Regions from separate parts of the Homo sapiens genome. Here region 1 is linked to region 2. Evidence: chromatin loops called from intact Hi-C (ENCODE). Cell type or tissue: dorsolateral prefrontal cortex. All regions are shown on one strand. Links, peaks and the distances in the headings refer to the core of each region. The heading gives the core; the rest is flanking DNA.

The links. Peaks named below come from ENCODE experiments on the same cell type or tissue, not always from the same donor. Only the 100,000 strongest peaks of a DNase experiment are listed, where the experiment ranks them.
Region 1: it touches region 2 in a loop (3.0-fold over the local background); 2 of 110 quality-filtered maps call a loop at or near these places.

What each region holds. Positions count from the first base shown.
Region 1 is chr18:26,858,034-26,868,893 of GRCh38, forward strand. AQP4 (aquaporin 4) reads right to left here and starts at 7,674. Exons shown (of 5, transcript NM_001650.7): 1 at 7,625-7,674; 2 at 4,149-4,563; 3 at 3,098-3,262; 4 at 2,739-2,819. The coding sequence starts at 7,656. It overlaps AQP4-AS1 (AQP4 antisense RNA 1), which reads left to right and starts at 7,275. Exons shown (of 8, transcript NR_026908.1): 1 at 7,275-7,327. RefSeq lists an enhancer at 4,923-5,423. In dorsolateral prefrontal cortex, for the core only: no CTCF peak of the experiment used is centred there; DNase peaks (open chromatin) are centred at 5,248, 6,250 and 7,678; H3K4me3 peaks cover 5,473 bases; H3K27ac peaks cover 8,000 bases.
Region 2 is chr18:26,644,852-26,655,711 of GRCh38, forward strand. It overlaps a transcript of KCTD1 not described here. Among named protein-coding and RNA genes, the nearest start is that of PCAT18, 53 kb to the right of the region's middle. RefSeq lists an enhancer at 6,163-6,664. In dorsolateral prefrontal cortex, for the core only: CTCF peaks have their summits at 5,051 (motif pointing left), 5,256, 6,097 and 9,758; DNase peaks (open chromatin) are centred at 5,050 and 6,100; H3K4me3 peaks cover 2,392 bases; H3K27ac peaks cover 6,814 bases.

The DNA.
Region 1 (10,860 bases), core at 1,403-9,402, 210 kb after region 2:
GCCAAGGTGGGTGGATTGCTTGAGCCCAGGAGTTCGATTCAGCCTGAGCAACATGGTGAAACCCTGTCTCTACAAAATACAAAAAAAAATTAGCTGGGCTTGGTGGTGTGCACCTGTAGTCCCAGCTACTTGGGAGGCTGAGATAGGAGGATCACTTGAGCCCAGGGAGGTCTCGGCTGCAGTGAGCCATGATCGTGACACTCTACTCCAGCCTGGGCAACAGAGTAAGACCCTGTCTCAAAAAAAAGAAAAAAACAAACAAACAAAATGAAAACCTCTCTTTTGAAACACTGTTCCAAACACTGCAGTATACTGTTTTCCACTGTACTACACACTCATTTGAAAAAAAACATGATGGATGCTTTTTGTTTAAAACACCCTCTGCAAATTAATCTCAGTTTGCATCCTCATTGTAAGATTTAAATAAAATTCAAAATTTAAGCTGAGGCTGAAGACATAACATTTACGGGGAAACTGTTGCTAGTGTGGCTGGAAGAATCAAGTTCCTCTCTTGAACATGAAAAAACCCATATGAGCCTTTATCTTCTCTATGCCCTTTTAAAGGAGAAATGAGAGCCCTCCTCTAAATGTCTTTGCTCTTTGTTAGTAAGGTCTCATTAGACATGTACTATTCCACAGGCTACAAATCCCACAAGGGAGACTAGAACAGCAAAATAATTACTACCCTTTCCAAAACATCTGTGAATAAGATACCCAGCTGCATGTTCTCAAAAATAAACAAATCTCAGTGTCAAGTTGCTATTTCAAAATGAAGTCATATGTACTTTAAAGTAAAGAATCTTTATTGCTAAAAATCTAGAAAATGTGTAAAAGTATAAAGAAAACTAAAATAATATCATTACACTATACAAAAAACCCAATTAATATTTTAATGTTATTCCTAATCTTTCTACCTACAAATATACTTTAAATTAGTTCTAAATTTCATACAACCATTGCTATTTTTAGTAGAATTAAGATTGGTATAATATAACATGGGGCAACTTTTAGTTTAATCAACAAGCTAAGAATGTTCCTACTATTTAAATCTTAACTAGTTTACTGCAACTGACAAGTAATTAGTAAAATATATTTTTTCATCTACATTTTCAAGTGCTTATAAATTTAACTAAAAGTTGTTAATGACAAAATAGTTTCAATTTAATATGTTGAACTGAAAGTTGTATTTTCATTGTAAGATCAGGGCTGGGCACTGTGGCTCACGCCTGTAATCCCAGCACTTTGGGAGGCTGAGGCAGGTGGATCACCTAAGGTCAGGAGTTCGAGACTAGCCTGGCCAACATGGTGAAACCCTGTCTCTATGAAAAAATACAAAAATTAGCTGAGTGTGGTGGCATGCACCTGTAATCCCAGCTACTCGGGAGGCTGAGGTTGGAGAATCTCTTCAACCCAGGAGAAGGAGGTTGCAGCAAGCCGAGATCATGCCACTGCACTCCAGCCTGGGCAACAGAGCAAGACTCCATCTCAAAAAGAAGAAAACAAAATCATATACTACTCACTAAAAATTTCCATTTCTGTTAATGTGGTAACAGTTTTTGAGACATAAATGGAGGTATCAGTGACAAAATGACTAATCTCATGGATGGCATTTTTGGCTAAGTCTTGGTTTGAACGCTGACTCTTATTCTGTTATTTAATGCTGTAGATTACTTTTAAAGATTTGGTATACTTTTCTTAGAAGTGAATGCACATAGCAGCGGTGCATTTTCTTGTCATTTGCAGTGTACACCATAGATGAATGGCTGTGACTAGGTTGGTAATCACTGTCTGAATAAACACAAGGGGCATATTCTGTTATATTCATGAATTTTTTAAAGTTGTAAGTGACATTTGCAATATATAAATTATAATAAAAGCTAGCGCTCTTTGAAGCTGGCTTACAGGTCTCATATTTTTATTGGCTATTGTAAGTTAGCATGTTGGTGGCCTTCACAACTGCTGCATTACTTATTTAATTTTAAAGGATTTAAATTCCTTTGCTGTGAGAAACAACTGAAACAAAATTAATTATAATATTTTAAAATGGACACTGCTATTCTCTGGAAGCACTGCCACTACATTAATAAATATTTATTTATAATAGTTTAGGTTTGAGACTGAAAAGTGAGCCTTTTCTGTGAGTCATTTATTTTTCCGGTAACAGTTATGGTGATAATAACATAAACCTTTGCACTATTTATTCGACACCATCTGCAGTTCAAATACTTGCAACTTACATACTATTAATTGAGTTCATGCATTTGTAAACAAAAAAAGGGTAAATATCTTTGCTATGGGCAGCGCTTTTAAGTATTTCATTCTTTCTCTTTTTTTTGCAATTTTTTTCCATTATAGCTGGGAAGACTTTACTTTCAATTATTTAAACACCATATTCACTACACCATGCTGACTTTAACTTGTTCCACATAGGCAACCTCTATATACAGTGTATTCTGCTGCAATCTGTTAGATACAGTGTCTAAAATAGTGCTTCAAAAAAGGAAAAGACTATTATTGGAGGCCTAGAACCTTCAGTTAGAGATGTTTTACATCTCTTATCTTTTTACAGCAGATCTGTGCTATTCTTTCCCTAGTCTTTATGAAAGATGTAATAAAGTGAGGGTCAAGGTTGGAGAAATGCAAGAGAAAGTAGTAGGCAAAATAATGAAAAATAAAAGAGCCCCACAGGTAATTGTCCTCAACTGTAGGAAGATGGGAACTATCAATATGAGGGTTACCCAATGGTTTTCCCAATTTCCCATGATAACTGCAGGTCCAAAGGATCGGGCGGGATTCATGCTGGCACCAGTATAATTGATCTATAGGAAACAAGAAAACAACTTCAGACATTGCTGAAACAGGGCTACTAGCAAGTATCATTCATTGCAATTTGCTGTCATTTGTCACTTAGAGGAACCTCAAGATATTAGCAGCTATATCAACATTCTCATTGAGCAGTTGGAAAAATTATAACCTAAAATGGACAGTCATGGCTGGATACTAAAGAGCTACTGCTGTAAAACACAACATCTTCAGGCCAGCTAGAGTGAGGATAAATGAGGTGGGATTGATTATTTAAATGGACTTGGAAACTTACTGCAAATAAATGTCCAATTGCAACAGAAAATCCAATTGCTAAAGCTATTGAGCCAGTGACATCAGTCCGTTTGGAATCACAGCTGGCAAAGATAGTAAACACCAATTGAAATGTGATTATCAACTCAACCAGGAGACCATGACCAGCGGTAAGATTTCCATGAACCTAGAGAAAGAAAAATATTCCATCAGAATTGAAGCAAGAGTATTTTCGATGACAATGTATTAATATCATTGTGAAAGGCACATTTTATCTGTGTAAAAAGTAAAGGTAAGTCTTCTACCCCACCTTCAACTGAGAATTTCCTTCTCTCACCCCCCAAAAAGAAGGAATAAATTTATATTCATTTTGGGTCATCACAGATGACTGTGATTACTCTTACAACGACCAAACAGGAGTTTGTGCTGAATGTCCTTTTCTACAAAGGAAGCAAAATGTGCCACTGCAGCACTTAACTCGTAAAAGAATTTCTTGAGAGCCTTGTGATTTTATAAGGCAATGATTAAATCCATTAATTAGGTTTAAATTAATTAATATATATTTCAATTAAAATTTAAGCCATGTGTGTTTTTTTTTAATCAGCCCTGGTGCTGAGTTAACAATTGATACTCCTAATCAGCTAAGAACAAAACTAGGATCGGATGTCTATTTTTTTAAGCATAACCCTTTATGTAGATCATTGTACATCTTATGAACATGACAAGAAAATAGTTTTTTTCTGCTAGTGAACAAATAACTGTAAGGAAAATGCATTAAGCTAAATATAAAGTCAATATAGTAATTGGAATGGGAGAAGGGGAGGAAAAAACCAACACAATTTTCGGGCCACCTAGATTTTGTTATTTTTAAGGCACTCAAGAGCAAACAATGATTTCTTACAGATATACCTAAATACTGCCAGAATCAGTTTTCACACTATTAAGAATCATCAAAAATTCCCTAGGAGTAAATTAGCTATTTTAGGGATGTGCCTCATGCCACCAAGGCATTATTTAGCAAAGAGTTTGCAAGAAGCTTGGAGTCCTAGTTTGAAAATAGCTAAAGATGCTACCATGGTGACTCCCAGGCCTCCCACCACACTGGGAGGTGTGACCAGATAGAGGATTCCTGCTCCAATGATGGCCCCCAGGCACTGGGCTGCGATGTAGAAGACAGACTTGGCGATGCTGATCTTCCTGGTGCACACCATGGCCACAGTCACTGCAGGGTTGATGTGGCCACCGCTGATATGGCCAAAGCACTGCACCATGGTTGCAATGCTGAGTCCAAAGCAAAGGGAGATGAGAACCATGTCGACCGGTAAAGGCTTTTCTGTTCCACCCCAGTTGATGGTGGATCCCAGGCTGAGGAGAACAAAAATAAGCATGGCCAGAAATTCCGCTGTGACTGCTTTCCAGAAAGCTTGAGTCCAGACCCCTTTGAAAGCCACCATGATGTTCTCTCTGGTACACAAAGGTCCACACTTACTGAAAAGAGAAACAAATCAGCATCAGAAGCCACTACACCCAGGTTTATGAATTTAGGTGAAGGGAACAAGGCCTGCCATCTTCGGGTACTGTGGGCAGGGGCTGCCAGGCGTGATTTGCACACCAAGAAAGAATGCTTCTGCTAAAGCTCCTTCATGAATAGTCAAGAGACTGTTATTCTAGTCTCCTTTCATTTAATATTCAAAGATCATCCAGTTTCACGGAAAATTATCCAAACTGTCCCTAGAAAGGAAAAATGTCTAAATCAAATTCCTTAAAATATTAAGAATAAAATATATTTACCTTGTACTTAATTCCCTTAGAGCAAGTTTTTAAGTTTCGAGTACATTTTATATGCTACTTACATTTCGAACATAAAGCATTAAAACAAGGTGTGCGTGGGGGGGGGGGGTCGTCTTTTCTAGCTTTGCATTTGATTGCTTTGAAATGGCATTCTGAAAATCTCCCCCTCCCCCCAGACTCTGGATTAGGGGGAAGCCTTCTAGGAAACCAGGGTGCTGAAGGCTGTCTTTTGAGAAAGTGAACTCATTGAGGGGAGAGGAGCTTCTGGTGACTAGCAAGGGCGATGGGAACAGGCAGGGCCTCAGCTGGGACAGCGACACTCCCTCCCTCTCCTTTGCGCCAGGAACGAGCAGGCTGCCAGCGGGAGGAGTCCGGGAGCTGAGCCTGCCCAAGGGACACGCGCACCGCCCAGATCTGGGAGCGCGGCACGGGGACGTGTAAACCTCCGTCCCCAGGGAGCCTGGAGCACCTCTCAGAGGGCGGAGCAGCGGCCATTCCCGGCCCGTGGCAGGCTCCCGGGCGGCGGCCAGGTGCACACGCAGAAGCGGCCCCGCGAGCTCGCCCGCCTGCCCGCCGGCCCGGTGCATCCTGGCCGCTGGAGGTGGGGAGAGATGGGAGTGGGGGATGCTTTTAGGGGAGGAAGGACAGCCTCTCCTCGTGCCCGACCCTCTCTCACCCCTTGACCCTGACCGTACAATGCAGATAAACCTGCCAAAGGGAGCCTGGAGGCTGGGGTGTGCCAGCAATGCCCCGGTACCTTTCCTGCCTTCATGGTGCAGAGCTCGGGAAGTCAGGAAAAGCGGGTGTGGTTAGGGAAACTGTGGGCCCCTGAGCAGAAGGCTCTATGGAAAACGGCTTTTCTCTACGGTCTTTTTGATGGCTTTCTGTTACATGGGCCTATAGGACAGTGTGTCTCACCTTGTGGAGCTTCTCTGGGGAGGGTGGTGGGCAGGGAGTCTGGGAGAGGGAGGACGCCTTCTCCTCCCGTCTATATCCCTCTTGCTGTCATTAGATCTTTGGAGCAGAGAAGGGGTGGTTTGACGATATTGATGCCAACTGCTCATTCTGGCAGGAAATGGCTAGGATTCCCCTTTTGGGGGGGGGGGGCAATTACCCCAGTTACCCTATCATCTAAGACTTTTGCCCTTGTCCTTTGCCTGTGATAGTCATGAGAGCCAAGAAGTATGGAGAGTATTTACCAGAGAATCTAATTGCAGAGGACCACGTAAGGGGTTAGGCAAGAAAGCCAAGTACTTTAAGAGATTAGTATTATTGTGGCTTTCCCTTTGACAAATTGCGGGGCCCTCATTTCCCCATGTCACTGAATGTTCCCGGGAACCTGCTTTCTGCGTGGGTAGTGAGGAAATGCAGTGCCAAAAAGGGTGAGGGGAATTTCCAGCTCAGCCTAGCCCTTAGTTTGCTATGGGGCTTTGCTTTAGAGGTGGAGAGAGAAAAACCCTTTCTTGCCCAGGCCCGGGTGGCAGGATAAAGGAAGAGCTGGCTCCACAGGGGGGTGGCCAGCCACATCCCACGCATCCCCTGCCCCAGTGAAGCGAATCTCAGAAGTATGAAAAACCCCAGGTGGGATGACAACGACATCATACTCTCTAGAGGAAAAGAATGTAAAGAGACAAAAACGATGGTTGCAATGGGGCAGGGAGGGCACCCTGGAGGAGACACTAAAAATATTCCCAAAGACGGTAAACTCAGAAAAGTCACATATTGAAGAAGTTAGGAGAGTCACTTCTGAACTCACCGGCAGCCCAGGGCTGTAGCCGGGATGGCAAAGGGGGCAAAATGCGATCATAGGTGCTGTCGTTTGTGGTCAGGGTTAGGGGAGAAGGAGGAGGACAAAACAGTAGGCTAAGGAAGCTAGGTGGGCAGGAAACGTCCTTTTCAGCCCCGCAGGAGACACCAGAAGAGGTGGGACCCAGAAAAGGCCAGCCCCGCTGCTCACCCCCTTCACCTCTCACTTCTGCCATTTCCGGAGTTCTCTCCCTGCTTGGCCTGTCATGCACCTGTTTACCTCTCCAGAGGTAGTTGCTCTTTCAGCTTCAAATATTCATCAACCAGAGAAATTTAAAACAGTGCAAAACACCAACACAAAACATAAACATGCTCTTTAAGAATGTTTTTAGCTTTTTTTTTTTTTTAAATCCACAAAAATCTGATCTTCTTCCAAGGCAGATGGACCAGCCTCACTTGGCTGTGAACCGTGAAGTTTGCTGGCAGCATATACATATCTCTGGCCTTATGAGGGCTCACCCTAGCGTCACCCATAGCACCCTGCTTTTATTGTCAGTGTTCCCTTATATGTTCACAGTCACTGGAAATGATCAACACAATTAGATTTGCTTCTTTTGCCCCAGAACAAAGCGGGTTTGTTGATGTACTGAATCGGACACATTACTTTCTAGCTGAACACTCAGCTTCATCCACTCCAGGACAGCTGAGCGTCTGGGTGAGTAATTTTTCCGAAGAAATGTACTATAGCTAGATTCACCTCCATAGGGTAATTTTCCTGGGCTTTTGCAGATCTGAAACATATGGAGGATTTGGCTAAAAAGCATCCCTTTTCTTCTACCTTCTCTATGCCTCTCTTCTGAAAATGCCCAGTACTCAGATCTAAAAGAACCACCCACCTGCCCTATAGCTGCCTTCCAGATTCTGCCTAAGAAGGCACAAACATCTATAATAAAAGAGACAGTTTCATCTTTTGGCCCTAAGCGTTGTTCCCTTAAGGCAAAGAAGGACTTACCCCCACCGCCTTGCTGTGGGTCTGTCACTCATGCCTTCCCCAGCCAGAGTGCAGCTCTCATTGCCTGCCCCGCAGCTCCCTGTGTGCTGGGAGTCAGATTACGGCCACTTGTCTGATTGGGTTTTTGGAGTGTTAGGGGTGGAAAGATTCTGCACCATGTGGCAATCGCTAAGTTATATTTGAACTTGAAGTAGCTTTTCTGTACCTGATCACTGTAGACACAGGGCATTTCAGGAATGCAAAAACATTTACTTAATTTTTTTTTTTTTGAGACAGTAATTTTTGAAAATGAGGATTTCCTTAAATCTTTATTTGAATTCTTTCTACCATGAAGAATTGTTCAGAATTTGTCTTGTTTGGTTATATGTTGTAGTTGAAATTGGGCAATTATTAGAAAATGAATTTGTATAATCCAGCAGTTAACATGAATTTAGATAGAGACTTCAGTGCATTTAGTTTTTAGCCAATGAATTCTGTTTGAAGTTTTTGATCTGAGAAGAAGCATTATAAGAACAATATATAACTGCAGCTCCATTTATAGCACAGGCAGCACTGATTTGGACAATAAAAATAAGGAAACATAGGAAATACAGGAAAAAAGACTGCTCTAGGGTGCTCACCTGACTGTTACATTAATAATCTGGGGATAAGAAGTAGCAAACTTAAAAAATATCAAAGTTGGATGGGGACGAAATTATGGGGAACTGTAGGTAAATTTAACCTCTGGAAACTTAGGGACAGGACTGATTTTATAATTTACTGGTCCCAGTGCAAAATGAATGCAGGACACCTTGGTAAAACACTATTTAAATTTCAAGATTGCGACAGCAGAGCATAAATAAAGGCTGGGTGCTCCTAAAGGCAGGACCTTGTGCAGCTGCGCAGGCTGCATGCTTATGAAGACGTCCCTGCCGAAGGAGTTTGGTGAACTCTAGAAGGGTCTAACCATTAGCTACCTGCATCACCATCTCATTATTATTTTTTCTTTAAACAGATCTTAGGTGCATGGGATTGGAATAATCAGAATTCCTGATTTATGACACTCTGTCATCACTCGTGCATGTATGGCCCTCTTATTTTCTAATAGTTAATTATAATGGCTTTTAAATAATGTAATGAACATCTATGAACCCACCACTCAACCCAACATCTAGAACAATGATAATAACTCACATTACCTACGGATGCCTCCCTTTTCCCACTTTATATTTCAGATTGGATTATTTTTTTCCAGAATGAAGTATGACAAGAAAGAAATACATGAGAGAAGAAAGACTGTTATACTTTTAAATCCCAGTTACAGTTTTTTTGTTTTGTTTTCATTTGCGTACTTGAGACATGGGAATGGGTGAAGAGCTCTCATTAGAAAGAGGAATTCAAAATTTGAGTGTGACTTTCAGAGGAGCACTTTATTACTGTTTCAAGCATTCTCAGCTAACCAAGATTGAATTTAGATTCTTAAGAATATGGTTGCACACTTATTATTGTACATCAGTGGTTTCTACCTTTAATATGCTCCCTGAAAGTCAGAATAAATTCTGATGAGAGGGGCAGGGAGAATTTATATGAAGCCACAGAGAACACTTAAAACATTTCATATTGATTCTTAAAGCTGTTTACCATTTGGATTTTAGAATGAGATTTTTAAAAGGTGCAAAATGTTTGTTACAAATTGGAAAACTGTGAGTTTCTAGGCAGATGTGCTAAATGTCATTACTCTGACCCTAAGACATTTGAGTCAGAAGTATTTTGAGGGCTGTGAAGCTAAGGCACAATGTAGCCATGTTTAGGGGCTTCCTTGTGAATGAGTACGGTGGGCAGATCCTCAGGAATCTACAGAGTGGGGCTCTTTAGGGCTACCGGTCTGGTCGGTGGGTGGACATTTTCTAGGTCCACTCTTTACAGGTTGTCCTAGGCTTATTAGCATTCTCTGCACAGCCTCGGCAGTTGCAGTTACCATTTTACAAAGTGCCAGCAAAACTTGGTTACCACGGTTTCTCAGCCTCTTTCCCTGTTTTCTGGCTGGCTGATGCTTTCCAGGGCAGTTCCTAAGGGATGACTGTTCCCATCAAGGAAGGGGTCACCCTCATTGGCTCCAACCCCTACACTTATTAGTACTCTCAGCAGAGTAGCTTAAAATTGACCAGGGATTAACTCTTCACCTGCCAGAGGTAGTTTTTCTTATTAAGTATTGCTAATTAACCTTTTTGTACTTGAGCTGCTACTACTGATCTTCCTGTGATACTGTCAGCTCTATGCAATAATCAGCTACTTATCTGGCTTTTCTTTGGACTAGGGGCAGAAATTTCCCACACGATTGTCTGTGGCTTTGTATGCAGAATGCGATAATGAAGGAAAGCAGCTATAATGTGCTTGTAGTGGTGGTGGACCACCAGGAGGTGGGAAGCTCTGGTGAACATGAGTAATACCTTCTACATTGAAATGTTTTGATGTGGACCTGGATCCAAGTGAGAGTTGGAATCTAACTGCCCCCCACCCCCCACACCACTGGTATGTTTAAAAGGGCGCAATTCATTAAAAAATTGAATAACAATTTATTATATTTTCTTGACTTTCTCATTGTATAGTGTTACGAACTTTTGGGGGAGGATAGTTACATGGCATATTGATTTAAAATTGGTCTTTATGCCAGACCACCTTGTGAATCTTTAGTTCAATAGCCTTGCGAAGTTGTGGGTCAGTAACACATGAGGAACCAGAGAGAAGCGTAAGTGAAAATGACAAGTACTTAGCAAACACTAGCTAATTGACACGCTTTTTTTGTTGTTGTTTCTGAATTTTTAATCTACTATGCCATACTATTTTCCTTGGGTGCTGTTGTATATCTTTGGGATTTGTGGACTCCTTCTCCCATCCTTGCCCTCAGAACTTTTAATATTTCTTCATGTGTTCAGAGATTGAAAACTGAAACAAAAGCACTAAACATGCCAGCAATGCCTCAGTACCAGACGGGAAGTGTCTCCAGGCTGGTAGGGGCAGATTCAATCGCAACTCATAAATCTTACTTTGCTTTTCATGAATCTCAGCATCATGAATTCCCCCAGAGCACTTATATATCAGTATGTTCATTAAAAACAAACAAATAAACAGAACAACAACAGCAGCAGCAGCCGCAACCACAACCATCACGACGAAGGGCTTAATGGGGCTTTGTTCCTTTTTCAAGGAAGCTTTACCTTATGGTTATAATTCAGGATGGCTTCCAGAAATAGAGT
Region 2 (10,860 bases), core at 1,811-9,810:
TTGGAGAATAATATACTCTGGTCAACAGAATGCCAGGAGTGGGAGATTGCTGAGCTGCAGAGATGCCAAGTGATGCAAACAGCCAACCTGTGTCCATGACAGTGGGTTGCCCACATGAAGCAGAAGTGAGGGGTACTGAAGTTTAGCCCATCAAGGCACTGCAAAATAGGGCAGCCTTCCCTAACGTGTATGTTCCAAGAATAGTAATTCTGAGAGTTAAATTGTACTGACAGAATAAAGGGCTCTGTGGTCAAATAACTTTAGAAAATCTAAGTTAGAAAATGGATTCCCCATATTGCAAGACTTCTATAAATCTTCAAAATACTTCAAAAGGCTTCAAAAGAGGGTATCATGTTTCCCAGGGTTATTTGACTGACTAATCCTTTTTTATTTTTTAGAGATAGGGTCTCACTATTGCCTGGAGTGAGACCCCATCTCAAAAAAATAAAGTGCAGTGGTGTGATCATAGCTCACAGCAGCCTCAAAGTTCTGGGCTCAAGTGATCGTCCTGCCTCAGCCTCCTGAGTAGCTAGGATTACAGGCACATAAATCCTTTTATGTTTCTCTTTGAGACAGGGTCTCGCTCTGTCACCTAGGCTGGAGTGCAGTGCTGCAAACATAACTCACTGCAGCCTCAACCTCTTGGGCTCAAGCAATCCTCCTCCCTCAGCCTCCAGAGTAGCTGGGATTACAAGCATGCACCCCATGCCTGGTTATTATTATTATTGTAGAGATGAGGTCTTAATATGGTGCCCAGACTGGTCTCAAACTCCTGACCTTAAGCAATCCTCCCACCTTGGCCTCCTAAAGTGCTAGGTTTACAGGCATGAGCTGCCGTGCCCACCTGTGTGAATCCTTTTTTATTTCCCTCCAGGAGCATCTCTAGGGTCGACTTTACCCCTAAAACAGAGGTTCTCAAAGTGCGGTCCCTCGGACAGCAGCATCAGCATCCATTGGGAACCTGCTAGAAATGCAAATTCTCAGGCCTCACCCTAGACCTATCTAATTGAAAACTCTGGGAATGGAGCCAGAAATCTGTGTTTTAACAAGCTCTGCAGACAATTCTGTTGTATACTAAAGTTTAAGAATGACTGAGCTAGAAAATACTTTGGGAAGGCTGATTCATATTCATATGTGGAAAAGACTATTTGGTAAGGGGTTGGATAAGTCTTTCATATTAATGCTGAAGTCATATAGTAAGACTGCAGAAGTTGAAATGGAGAAGAAAAATATGAGTCCAATAGTAATATGCAAATTAAGATTGCAATATTTAACACTAGCCTAATTAATACATCAAGTCAATATATTAACAAAAATGATATTGGATTGACTATTCCTTTGGATTTTTCATGCTGTTACGTCCCTCTGTTAGCATGGATCAAGAGCTGACTCCTTTCCAATATACTTTGTCAAGTTGTTAGGGGGAGCAGGAGGGAGAAAGAAAGAGAAACGGATTTGAAATGTGTTTCCTTTCTTTTCTTTTTCTCCATCCTTTGACGGAGGCACCAAAAAAGTAATTATGAGGCCAAAAAGTAGACAACAGTAAAAAGCAAAGAGAGAAGATAGAGCGTATATAAACTATATCATCAGCTCTTGAATAACCAAACTTATCAGAAGATATAATTTTCAGGTGTTAAAAATGTATCTGTCATGCTCCTTAGCAGAATAATTTGGAGACGTTCTTACCAGACATTTATAGTTTGCAGAAGAGCTGTCAAAAATAACTCAGCTATATGAACACTTCAACTGTACAATGAAAAAAAAGTGTGACTCTAAAAGGAATCTGGGTGCATGTTTTCAAAAGTAAAATTTGAATCTCAGCCTAAAATCTAAAATGCATTTTGACTCAGAATTTTTTTAAGAGGGAAAAAGAAAGAAGACCCCTTGAACAATTATGCATAACTAAAATATTGAGCTTTTTAAATGATTTGAACTTCAGCTAGAAACATTCTGTTTCTAATGCATTTTGACATAAAGACATCAGAAGTGAAAGAATAGCATGTGCAAAGATTTGCATGAACACAAAGGTTTAATGGGAAGAAAAAAAAATAAGAAATGCCCCTGATTTCTTAAGGTGGAAGTGTGCAGAATTTCCTTTGTCTTTCACTCACTCAACCCTGGCTCACCTTGCAGCAATATACATGATTGGTCAGGTCTCTGTGACTCCACTGGTCTTGAACTCCTGTGGCTATTTCTACTAAGTGGGGATGAGCTAGACTGGAGCAGGTCTAGATAAAGATCTGTTTTTCCTATAGAAAACCACCTGCACTTCTTACAGAGCTAGTGTGACTTATACAACCTTTGAATGACTCACTTTTCAGATACTTTGGATCTTTGAAATATAATATTCTCAGCCACTAAAAAAGACTGAATTCAGCTAGGCACGGTGGCTCACGCCTGTAACCCCAGCACTTTGGGAGGCTGAGGCGGGTGGATCACGAGGTCAGGAGTTCAAGGCCAGCCTGGCCAAGATAGTGAAACCCCCCCCCCATCTCTACTAAAAATACAAAAATTAGCTGGGTGCGGTGGCAGGTGCCTGTAATCCCAGCTACTCAGGAGGCTGGGGCAGGAGAATCACTTGAACCTTGAACCCAGGCAGCGGAGGTTGCGGTGAGCCGAGATCATGCCGCTACACTCCAGTCTGGGAAACAGAGTGAGACTCCATCTCAAAAAAAAAAAAAAAAAAAAAAAAAAAAAAAAAAAGGGCTGAATTCTGAAATTTTGGCCTCATTTTGAGAGTTGTCTCTTCTACCAAACTTCATTTGTGCAGACTGCATTAAGTAGGGTCCAAAGTCCTTAGACTCCAGATCCTAAAACCTGCCTTCCATCCCAGACTTGGAATGGCATTTCTGATAAGGGAGAGACCAATGTAGTTCATACTGCAGGTGAATTTCTTTGACCATTGTGAGTTCCTGGAACTCACGGACAAAGGAGCTGGCCCTCATAGGTGATAGCCGTTTAACAAATCACCTAGATCTTTTTTTTTGTTTTGTTTTGTTTTTGGAGACAGAGTCTCATTGCTCTGTTGCACAGGCTGGAGTGCAGTGGCATAATCTCGGCTCACTGCAACCTCTGCCTCCCAGGTTCAAGTGATTCTCCCGCCTCAGTCTCCCAAGTAGTGGCTGGGATTACAGGCGTGCACCACCATGCCTGTATAATTTTTTTTGTATTTTTAGTAGAGACGGGGTTTCACCATGTTGGCCAGGCTGGTCTCAAACTCCTAACCTCAAGGGATCCACCCACCTCGGCCTCCCAAAGTGATGGGATTACAAGTGTGAGCCACTGTGCCAGGCTTTAAATCACCTAGATCTTCTTACCTCTTCATCAAATGATGATGGTGACTCTTAGGAGGAGAAAGCAGCGCTATAAATGGGAGTGGGACCAAACCAAATCTCTGCAGGCCATTCACCATTTCTGGAAATGGCTGTGAGGCTATAAATATCCAAGGGCTCCTGATGAAAATTTTAAAGAGCAAGACAATTTAAAAAATGTTTACATACCTTGTCATGTACAATGGGAGCATAAGCCCCATATACTCTCACTGCGGATTTCTCTTATCGCTAAGTCAGTTACAGAGGGACCCACCCTGTAGCATTTAAATAGATTGCAGTCCTCATTAATTTGTTTACCTGTATCCAAGAGTAAATTGGAGCAGAAGTATTTACACCTCTTTGGAATTACTTTATTGTGTTTCCTACTGAGTGGGCACAGAGTAAATATTTTTTCCTCATTTGTTAAGATGAGGAAGGTAATCATTCCCACCTTTATAGTGAACGTGAAAATATGAGAGGAGTTAAAATATGTAACGTTCCTAGCATATGGAAGGTGCTTAATAATTATTAGTATTAGTAATTACTAATCAGTATTAGAGGCAGCCGCACCTGGAGACTAAGAGCAAAGACTGGAAGCTTGAATGCACAGATCAACTCCTGGCTCAGCCACTCACCATATGTGAACCTGGGCAAGTTACTTTATCTCTCCGCACTTCCATCTCCTCATCTAAAACATGGGGATGCCAGTAATATCACCCTCTTAGGTGATGGATGAGGATTACACAAGTAATATCTTGCAAAGCCCTTGAAAAACAGTCTGGCACTTAGAGGCATTGTATTGGTGTTACATATTCAGTACTTACAACAACCCTCTGAGGTGGTTTTCCTCACCCACATTGTATAGATAATGAAACCAAAGCTTTGGGGTCACACAATTAACAGTGGGTCTCTATTTCTAAGCAACCAGAAGAACCAAGTCATTTCACGACCCCACATGAGAGGACTTCACATGGGTCTTCAGCAGCATAGACACTGTTCCATTCCCTGGCAGCACGTGACTGCCTAAGACTGGGTTATTATCTTTACTAGTATTCCTGATCACTTTTGGCATCAAGTGCTCTCAACCCAGAGCATGGTAGACGCTGGAGGTTAACAGCACTTTCTTCTGTTGATTTGATTAAATAAACAGGAAAGCAGGCCTCTTATGGTCCATATCTCTGGGAAACTGGCAGTAAGTGGATTGCACCAGATAACAAGGTCTGCTTTCTTTCTCCTCCCTGCCCCACAGCCCAGGAAGAAACAGACGGCTCGGAGGTGCTGATCCTTCCAGCTGTCCCCGTTGAGCCTCGGTTGTTTCGGTGAAGGAGCAAAGACAGCTTTTTTGTTTTTTTGTGTGTTTTTTTGAGACAGAGTCTTGCTCTGTCGCCCAGGCTGGAGTACAGTGGCGCAATCTCAGCTCACTGCAACCTCCGCCTCCTGGGTTCAAGCGATTCTTCTGCCCCAGCCTCCCGAGTAGCTGGGACTACAGGCACGCGCCACCACGCCCGGCTAATTTTTTTGTATTTTCGTAGAGATGGGGTTTCACCATGTTGGCCAGGATGGTCTCGATATCCTGACCTCGTGATCCACCTGCCTCGGCCTCCCAAAGTGCTGGGAAAAGGCAGCTTTTTAAAGCTGGCTGGGCTTTCCTTTTCCAGGAGAGAGAGGCAATGGTGAGAAACTAACAGCAAGACCAGAGGCGATTCCAAGTTTACTTGCCAATGTGTGTCACTGCCATCTGCTGGATGGAATGGGTATCAGACCGGGTCCCGTGTTTCTTCTCAGTGTTAATACGCAAATTCAGTGACTCCCATTGTGGGGGTTCAGAACCTAGTGGTGCATTTGCATCATTTCATAGCGTAAGTGTCTGCAGATTTTGGAAATCCCATGACAACTGTGCACAGGACGACCTCCACATGAGTAATCAAAAGGCAAAACAGGACCATCTTTGAGGCAACGTCCTACTTAGCATCAATGCTTCCCCAGATCAAATTTGATCTGTTCCCAAATGATTGATCTAATTGGTTAGAAAAAGCCCATAACCAGCAGGTGAGGGTATCTGGCAGAACTTGGGTCCTCTTGTCAATGGCAAAAAGTACTTACAGGGAAGTGAAATCAACATCTGGCTTTATTCTTGCGTCCCCTGAAATTATGTGTTCATGTATCCAACAGTTATTTATTGAGCACTTATCCTGTGTGCCAGGCACTGTATTAAGGAACTGAGAAAGCAAAGGTGAATAAACACAGTCCCTGCTCTTAACAATATATGGATATTTTCTGAGTGCTTATTTTGTGCTAGGCATATACATCCTGTTACATCTCATTTTATTCTCTGAACAACTCTAGGACTATTATTATCTCCTTTACAATGATCTCATATTATTACCTCATTTGTAGTTCAGAAAACTGAAGCTTAGAGAGATTCAGTAATTTAACCAAGAAAATACAGCACAGACAGAGATGGAGTGGGATTTGCATATGGGGTGGTGGGAATGGATGGGTAGGATAGAGAAGGATCAGTACCATGGACCAATGTAGCTTTTTCTCCCCCTCACATAGAAAGTCTGGGTCTTTTGTTTTACACACATTTTCTGTTCCATTGGCTACAAATTTCCAGCAAAGTGAAAGTGCTACAAAAACAAGTCAGTGATGATAGCAGTAGATGCTTTGGAAAGATTTATCAGGAAGAATATCCCTTCCTCTAGCCAGCATTTGAAATCTATCTCGTTAACATTCTCTTCAGTTCATAACTCTTCTTCTTAATAGCAGCGTTGGTGTCGGCAGCAAGGGCTGAATTGTTGTCAGTTCCCATTGGATAGAAAACAAATCCCTATTTTGGTCAGCATGACAGAGTACTTGTGAGCAAACGATTTGCTCAGCAAGAGATAGAGACCAATTCACATGTTCTGATCACAACAATCTCTCACAACAATCTCACACTGTTTTTGTTTTTTTTCTTTCTCTCTTGGCATAACAGCAGGGTGCTGGTGTGGCAGGGAGATACAGAGGTGGGGGCGAAGAGAGAACAGGAGGAATGGAAGCCGGTGGCAGAACAAGCAAGCCCTTTGCCAAGTGCCCTTGAAAAGGGCTTAAATAGTATGTCCTGGACAGAAAGGACTATGGGTGTAGATGAGAAAGCAGAACGGCTAATGGGGGCTAATGGCAGGGTTTTGTAGTCAGCCAGCTGAGTTAGAATCCCTGCTCTGCCACTAGCCTAGTCTTTGACTTCAGGAAACGGATATAACCTTTCTAATCCTCCAGGCAAGAGGAGGTACAGCTAGGGTTAGGGTAGGGGGAACACTGATGGAAGAGTCTGAGATCTATTTAGAAGGTAAAGTTGGCCGAGTGTGGTGGCTCACACCTGTAATCCCAGCACTTTGGGAGGCCGAGGTGGGCGGATCACTTGAGGTCAGGAGTTCGAGACCAGCTTGGCCAAAATGGTGAAACCCCACCTCTACTAAGAATAGAAAAATTAGCCGATCATGGTGGCGGGCACCTGTAGTCCCAGCTACTCAGGAGGCTGAGACAGGAGAATCGCTTGAGCCTAGGAGGGGGAGGTTGCAGTGAGCCGAGATCGAGCCACTGTACTCCAGCCTGGGTGACAGAGCAAAACTCGGTCTCAAAAAAAAAAAAAAAAAAGAAGAAGAAGAAGAAGAAGAAGGTAAAGTGTACAGAGTCTAATAAAGGGTTGGCCATAGGTGAACAAGAGAGAAGTGTCAAGTGGACACCGAGGTTTCGGGCATGTTACCTAGGGTGGGTGCAGAACAAGATGGGTGCAGAATACTACTTGCCTCACAGTCTTGTTTGGAGGGCTCAGGGAGATAGGTATTCCAGACGGCCTCTGCTACTTGTTCCCTAAATCTTAGCCATGGATGTTACCAGTGCCTGGGGTTTCAGAGGCAGCTGAGATAAGGTGAGACTGATATGGACCGAGGGACTGAGACAGCAGGGGCCAGACTTGGGGTGGCTCCTCCAGAGAAAGTGCCCTTTGGGGTTGATTGATACTACTTATATGCACTTCAGTTGGACATACTCTTATTTTTCCTCTTAACAATCCTGTAAGGCAGGTTAGAGAGATGACATCGTTCCCATTTTTATAGAGAAAAAGGAATAGGCCAAAATGATGGTTGTTTTTCCAACTGGAATTTGCCCTCAGGGCCATCCACATGAGAACCACCAAGAAAAGTAGCTTATGGAATTGCATTTGTACATCAAACCCCTATGGAGAGAGTGATATTCAAAGTGTCTTCAGTTGAGTGATTTGCATAATTGTGTCAGTTATTTGTATGTAAACGGACTTTTAAAAAGCATCCAACCATTCATTTCATAATCATCTGACATGTTTATAATATTTTAATACAATTAATTTGCACTATAAGGCACAGGTTTGTTTCAGAAGGCTCAACATAGGCCTACTTCAATGATGAATTCCAACTTAGTCAGACTTGGATAAATGGAACCACATGGTACACTTCATAAAGGAAAAGCATTTTGGATAACAGGATAAAAAGAGCCGGCCGATGAGTGCCTGATACACTGTAGGCACTCCAGACCCAATTGTTGAACAAATGGAGGGAGGGATTAAAGAATGACTAGATGCTTTGGTTTCCTTTGTGAATGCTGTTACACCGGATGTGAATGAGGCTTCTCACTGCTACTTAATCTGGCTATTAGAAATGACGTGAAAGATACAAAATCCACCCAGGCTTCAGAATTCCCGCGTCTATTCAATTAACATGCCCGAAACTTAGGTGTCCACTTGACACTTCTCTCTTCTTGTTCACCTATGGCCAACCCTTTATTAGGTTCTGTAAACTTTCCCCTCTACATAGATCTCAAACCCTTCCATCAGTATTTCCCCTACCCTAACCCCAGCTATATCTTCTCTTGCCTGGATGACTATAATAGCCTTCCAAGGGCTATGCTTCATCCATCTGGGTCCCTCTGACCACTTCCCAGAGTGCCAGCAGAGTTATTCTTTCCAAACACCAATCTGATTACTGCTGCCCCTCTCCCAATCCTCCCCATCACTTACTCTTGGGTGAAGACCAGGTGCCTGTCCCTGCAGTCTGCATCACTGCTTCCTCCGTCTCTTACTCCAGCCAGTTAAGCCCTGAGTTCCTCCCCCTTTGCTAAGCCTCTCCTGGCTTGGTAAAATACTGTTCCTTCTTTTTTCTCCCTGGAACTTCGTCTCTGTTCTGTCTCTCTTGCCCAGGCCCCTTCATCCTTTAGATCTCAGTGTGTGGCACTTCTGACCCTGGTCCAGGCCATTTTGGCCCTCTTTAAGTTAATGCTACCAGAACCCCATATTCCTCTTCCTTCAAAGCACTCATCTCTGTCAGTTGTTCAGTTATTCGATGAATGTCTGCCTCTCTGTCTGGACTATAAGCTCCATGAGATTGGAGGCTCTGAATGCTTTTTCTCACCATTGTGTCTCCAGCATTTAACACAGTAGTTCCTATACAGCAAGCACAAATATTTGTTCAATGAATGAATGAATGGACCTAATGAACACAGGCTTATTATGCTTAAAGGATAATCTGTTTTGTTTTCTTCAGTTATCTCAAACCAAACTCATCAACAAGCAAAACATTATTTACATCTAGCATGTTTTTATGAATGAAAAGCCAGAGCGAGTTGTGTCTCACTTCTGCATGAGTAAGCTATTAAAATAAGCATACATGCTTGCATCCAAAAATTTCACTTTTATTCCCAAGATAGTTCGTCCTAAAGATGGAGCAAATAAATGCTCTGTTTGCTTGGGAAATTATAAACTGCAGTCCAAAAGAAGGTTCAGAAATGCAGTTTAATAAACACTAAATAAAAACGTTGGTGAAGTAATGGTTCACAAACATCATTTGAATGACTCAAATGCAATGCAAATGGGAAAAGACCTTAGCTAAAAACATCACATCAGAAGTAGAAAACTATCACTCTGATTCAGAAACATTAAGACAAGAAAGCATTTGTGCAAGCAATTGTTATTGCTAAATGCAGAGCTAAATGGAAGTTTAAGAAAGTTCTCTGATAAAATACATCTGTCACTAATTACTCTTACATTTAAAAACCTAAATTGCTTTGGATAAATAATTTGATGCCAAAAGGTCCATAATGCATTATTCAACGCAAATCGAATAATACGCTTTCATCATCATCTAGTTGAAGTCTTACTGAAGTTACTTTCCTAATACTTAAGTGGCATAATTTGTACAATGATTACTGAAGGCTTCCCCCAAAATAAATATCTCACATCAGAGTAAGTTGAATGGTCGGTAAATCACATTACTTAAGTAAATATGAAACAAGCTATTACTGTGCACCCCTACTATGCAAGCCCTGGCAAAGAATTACAAACACAAAAATCTTACAGCTAGAAGAGAGACATCTAGTGTGTGTTGGAGAACTTTATATATTGTGCTTCAGGCATAATTAATACAGCAAAATCACTGCAGTCGTTTTGCATACTGTGGTGGGAGATTTTTGACAAATATCTTTCACCCTCAATTCATTTCAAAATTTCTTCCCGGCTGTGTGACATTTTTGCCTAATTAGATACCTTCTTCTTAACATAAGCCTAACCCAATGAAGTTTTCTCCGTGATGCAAAGTTTTAAAGTTTCATGGTCACCTTTGCAACCTAATTAGTAAACATTTAACCTACTGTCATCATAACCACTGCTCACAATTCTTTCCATTCAGGCAGCAGCAGGACTCCCGAGTCAAACTGTTGCAGTCAGTGTTTTAGTTTCCTGAATATCAGCCCCTCGTAGTAAGCCAAATGCCACACAAATACAAACACGAGGAATAAATCGGCACACTGCCCATTATCCAGGAGACAAACGGATCCACTGCTATTTTAAATTCACCAAGTAGGCTATTAGTTGCCACAGATTCCCATATATGTAGGTGAATTCCTTGATGCAGAATCAGGTTTAATGAATCATTCTACAGCATCAGCCTCAGCCTTTTAAAATCCTTTATTTTCTCCTTTTCCACATTAAAAACACATTTGAGATATACACAGAAAATGTTTCTCTAAAAAAACGCACACATACACACAAAACAGGAGGTCTCTTAAGGAGTCTACTGCTGAGAAGGTAAAAGCATTTTGCTCATTTTTAATTTGCTAAAACAATCCAAGCATGCTTGGTACCCAGAGGGTATTCTCAAATAAACTTGTATCTCTAGCTGCCAGCTTAGTTGATTGAAAACAGAAGGCAAACGTTTCTTAAAGAATATGTTAAACTGTTATGTCTCCCAGTACCACTCAGGATACACACACACACACACAGACACACACACGCACACATACCGCATAGTCAAGGATTTGCTTGAAAGCAGCCAGTTCTATTATCTAAAAGGTAATACATTTGTACCAAATTACTCCTGCCTACTGCGGTGCACCTTTTAGCGAAGAAGCCAGTGCCACTGGGATCCTGGACAGTTCTGGTGTGCCATTCTCCACGTACAAAGCCAACGGCCCCATTTGCGACTTTGCTAACTTAGTTGGCTTCCGCCCAGCCGAACCCCGAAGCACAGTCACTGAAAAC